Regions from separate parts of the Homo sapiens genome. Here region 2 is linked to region 1. Evidence: chromatin loops called from intact Hi-C (ENCODE). Cell type or tissue: heart right ventricle. All regions are shown on one strand. Region 1 overlaps PGR (progesterone receptor). Region 2 overlaps PGR (progesterone receptor).

Evidence for each region. Peaks named below come from ENCODE experiments on the same cell type or tissue, not always from the same donor. Only the 100,000 strongest peaks of a DNase experiment are listed, where the experiment ranks them.
Region 2: a loop joins it to region 1, with 2.4 times the contacts of the local background. A loop is called at or near these places in 1 of 110 quality-filtered maps.

Annotation. Positions count from the first base shown.
Region 1 is chr11:101,032,934-101,035,433 of GRCh38, forward strand. PGR (progesterone receptor) reads right to left here. Exons shown (of 8, transcript NM_000926.4): 8 at 1-2,500. Among named protein-coding and RNA genes, the nearest start is that of PGR, 96 kb to the right of the region's middle. In heart right ventricle, no CTCF peak of the experiment used is centred here; a DNase peak (open chromatin) is centred at 1,368; H3K4me3 peaks cover 1,579 bases; H3K27ac peaks cover 1,623 bases.
Region 2 is chr11:101,091,176-101,093,675 of GRCh38, forward strand. It overlaps PGR (progesterone receptor), which reads right to left. Exons shown (of 8, transcript NM_000926.4): 3 at 585-701. Among named protein-coding and RNA genes, the nearest start is that of PGR, 37 kb to the right of the region's middle. In heart right ventricle, no CTCF peak of the experiment used is centred here; no DNase peak of the experiment used is centred here.

The sequences.
Region 1 (2,500 bases):
CTTTTCAACAAAAAATAATTAATTTAATGTTTTAGAGAGCCCTCCATGTAACTTTTGTAAATCATATTTAATCCTCTCAAAATACAAAGAACTTTGATATTTTCTTCTGTTTCTTTCAAATTTCAGTAAAAAGGCTTTAACTTAAACCCTTTGTGCTGATTTTTCTTATAAACATGCACAACTCAGAAAAGTTAAAATACACAGAATACTAAGATCAAAAGGAGATACTTTACTGGCTAAAGTGAAGAATTCTAAAGTCTGCCATGTGAAAATCTCTTCCTATCCCTAATCATAGCAAATTCAGGGCTTACTAGTTTAGGCAAATTCTGGAAAGTATTTCTACCTTATGGAGAACAAGCAGAGCCACATCTCTGTTTCAACAAGAATATGGTATGTTTGTATTAACTCTCCACATACCTTTTTTGGTTATTCTCATGAATTTTAAAGCCCTTAGAAAAAGATAACTTAATTGTATGTAATATATTATGACCCCAAAGCTCTGGATCTTAACCTAGTTTAGGAAAGCTATGATAGAAGTCCATTGACTAACTATTATTTAAAAAGCAATGACATTTTATACTATCAAGTTAAGGCTGCACAAAATATATCAAATCTGTGTGGATATAATTGTTATTCATGCTGCTCAGCAGCTTTCATTGATATGTCTTTGAATAACAAAACATTAAGAAAACACAATAACTATTTCTTAATAGAAGTACAGTTTGGTGGATAGATACTTCAAGGTATAGACTTTTCTGGGGGAGGAGAAAATAAAAGGTATTTTTAGTGGCAAAAAGCTTGAAACCACTGCTGTCTAAAATAATTCATAACAGTAAAAATGCAGATTAGTAAACGTCATAGACAAAGAGATCAGAAACTTAACATATAACTGACAAGACAAAAACATTTAACTGGGCTTCATTTAGAATAATTTATATCTGATAAATTGAATACATCAGGATTTGATGTATTAAGAGCAATTTCAAAAGATAATAAAAATAAGCTATAGCATATGTCCTGAAAACTATTTACAATACCATTTAAATATTTTATTCATATCTATCCGAATATTGACCAGGACACTAATGCCACACTGCAGAGTTAATAATCTGTGCATTTTCTTTACCGTAATGGACAGAGTATGCTTTCTTAGCTGCCTGATTCACATTTCTCTAAAAATGCTTTATCGGTTAAAGCTTTCAACCAGCTTAAAAATAATGCCTCTCCCATGTCTCCATGAGTGGAAAAAAAGCAAACAAACCTGTGTTTAACAATAAGGTCAGCATGACATACAGCAACAAGAGCCAGTAAATCGAAAATGAGGCTGACATTCTGGGACTAGGCCAGCAGTCCTGCAACAGTCTTCCAGACTCCACAGCTGCATAAGGCTGCGGACAAGCTTGGGCGCAGCCCCTGTGCCTGTGACCTGAGCTCTGCCTTGGAATGAGGTCAACTCCAAGGAGGAGAACAAACCCCTTGGTGTTTTTCTTTGCTTTGGTTATAGGATATTCAGAGAAGGTATGTATTGAATAATTTCTGCCATGAACAGCTGCTGTGTTTAACTTACTACCAACACCCCCAAATTCTTAAATTTTCTCCAGTGACAGGGTGGACAAATTATTGAAGAAAACTGTTCTTTCCTGCTTCTTTTCAGCTTTTAAGGCCACATTGATTCTAGGCCGAACTTTAGAAGTGTAGGTTCTATTAGCTCCAGCTAACTGATGGTCTGTAAGGCCTTCTTTCCTAAGTTTATTAATAAATAGGGATGTGATCCAACCTGAACTCAATAATCTAGGCCCAGTTCAGCTTGGATTCATCTTATGGATGTTGACTAATCTGGCTTGGATTATATTTTATAATATGGGTGAAGAGTCAGTTGTTTTACTGCTTTTTGTTCAATTTTGTATTTAGTAAGGACCATAGAGTGTGGAATAATGGTACATTAAATAGTCCACAGATGCTAGGGAGAAACAGAGATTGTTGTTTTCACTCAGCCATGAATAAGAAAAAAAGAAACCACAAAACCTAGGTGATGTTCTTTTCATTAAAATGATTTCATGACTTAGTGAAGTAAGGATAAGCAATTTAGGACTTGGTGAACTTTTGCTAGACTATCTGGCTATGTATTTTCTGTAAAATTTTAAGAGATGTAGAAATTTCCCACATCCAATGGCTATTGAACAGGCATACTTTGGGAAAAACAAACTTATGCCATTACTTGTCTCCTTGTCCACTTCACTTTATCAGTGGGGACCACAGTTGTTGAGCTATTGAATACAAAAATAGAGTATCTTTAAATTTGAAAAAAAATGTATGTTTTGGCAAGTTTTGAATGCTTCTTATGCACATGGCTCTGGAGTTGTAAAAGTTTTTAAAATGATTCATATTCTATCCTGACTTCTGATGTGTGAAGGATAAGTATGGATGAGAGAAACTGCTCAGGTATTCACAGCAAAAACTAAAAATGTAATAGCCATCCTTCCAAAGCAATAAAAGACAG
Region 2 (2,500 bases), 58 kb after region 1:
CATTAATTTTTTAAATGTGTGCTATATTACTGAAAGTTTTAGAGATTCTAATAAAAATATGGGAAAAGGGAATTATTAATATAACTCTTCATCAAATGGATTCCTACCCCAGTTACAGTAATCTTGCTTTAATCAATCACTTGGAGAAGCTAGTAAGCAATGTACCTGACCAATTTGCAGAGTCAATTTTTTGAGCTGAAAGGAATGTTAATGCTCTCGTTTTACAGATAAGTAGACTGATGCCCAGGAAGAGCTGTGGTCACACAGGAGATGGGCAGCAAAGCCTAGACTCCCACACATGTTACTTAATGACAGGTCAGTACATTGCCCATTACCTCTACTTATAGGCAATATAGATGAATTGAGTTTTCTTCTCTTAACAGACCTCAATGTGCTAGAAAACTGTAAAGTTAATGGAATGGTATTGGTTGCTTCATTCAGACACTCACATGTGCAGAGTCACTGCCAATAATCAAGACAGAAAAAACAAAAACAAAGATGAATAAGAAATTGCAATTTTCTGACACACAGTTTTATAGTATAAAGATTACACAGTATATTATTGATGAAAACATCAGAATTACCTCCAAGGACCATGCCAGCCTGACAGCACTTTCTAAGGCGACATGCTGGGCAGTTTTTTCTGCGGATTTTATCAACGATGCAGTCATTTCTTCCAGCACATAAGTAGTTGTGCTGCCCTAAAAAAACAAAATGAGTCAAAATTATTTACAATATCTAAGATTCACTGGAAATTCTATGCAGTGACAACTGAAATAGAGACTAGATACACATCAGCAAGTGCATGACTCAGCCAGCTTCCTGCCTGGCACAGCTGAATGTTGGTGAAGCTATAAAACTGCTCAGTACTTTACCTGTGCCTTTAGGAGCCTAAATTAGGTGAGCATAGCTGAAGAATCAATCCTAGGGCTCCTTTAAAAATCTTTTGCAAGAGATTTCTGTTTATCTTCTTAATGGTGTCAGTATCAGATTGCCTTTAGATGTCATTTCAAGATTAGCTACACGTTTCTGATAAGCATTAGTTGTACCAGGTGGTCAAACTCTAGTAAAACCTTTCTTTCTGACATTGATGCCTTCAAGAAAACAGATACAGACTAAAGAATTGAAGAGGCCTCTGGAAAAGACCTTTTAAAAAAAAATCTAAATGCTTAGTTCTATTGGAAAAATCCCAGAGCTGGTTCTCTCTTTAAGGAATCAATGGAAGAGCATGTAAAAAAGATCACTTATTGTACTGAATTTAATACCTGCCTTATTTTGACTACACATTAGAAAATACCTTGAACAGAAATAATGATAAAGGAAGAACTTAAAACAGATAGAAGTACTCAATAAAGAGGAGAAACTTTATAGAAGTATAGACAATACACATCGCACATCACCCTGGGGTCACTTTGTGTAGAGGAAACTATGGATGCCTTTAAAAAGGTCTGGCACATGAATTTAATATTCAATAATGATTTTTAAACCACAAATATGTTAATAAGGCACGGAACAATCTAATTTATTTAGATTTAACAAAAATAAAAAAATTCAGCTTAAACATGTAAACGTTAATTTACTATTTTTGACACTCTCTTTTTTTCCCAATAAATTTCTTTAAAACAGACTGTGAGTCTTTTAATATCATCAGCCTACTTCAGCCTACTTATACTGCTGAAGCATGACACATAATTTTAAAAGATCATGGGATTTTCCTGTAGTATTTTACATTAGTTAAGATTAAAATCAGAGTCTTCTGGCCAAAGTTGGTAGTAAAGGAACTCAGAGGTACCTAAAACATGTACTTAATCAAGCAGGGGAAAGGATTAGCCTAAACGGCAAAGGGCAAAAATGCCAAAAGGCCTATATATGTGACAGCTGATATCAAGAAGGTTCCTGACCTCATGCATTTCTGGAAAAGCACAAATATTTTCTTAAAGATGCATGCCTCTATAAACTTATGTTCATGTACACTCACATAGTGTTCATCTCTTGTTTAGAGTCCCAGGAATTAAGCCTTCACCTAATAAAGGGTAACTGTGAAGCCTCATATCTTTGCTGACTTTTGTGCACATAGTGCCAGTCCTACAGGAGGTTAGCAGAGTGTACTGCATACTACTTTCTGATTTGACTCTAATTTTTTTTTTTTTTACCACAAGTTATATATTTAGGCTATAGGAGTGACTGTGAGAGCAAGGTGTGTGTAAGTCAGTCTATCAGTTGATCATCTATTTCTACCCTATACTGATATCTCACAAGAAGAGAGAACAGAAAATAGCAAGATTTTCTATTCTTTTTCTTTCAGACGGAGTTTCGCTCTTGTTGCCCAGCCTGGAAAGCAAAGGCACAGTCTCGGCTCACCACAACGTCCACCTCCTGGGTTCAAGGAACTTTCCTGCCTCAGCCTCTGAGTAGCTGGAATTACAGGCATGCACCACCACGCCTGGGTAATTTTGTATTTTTAGTAGAGACAGGGTTTCTGCATGTTGGTCAGGCTGGT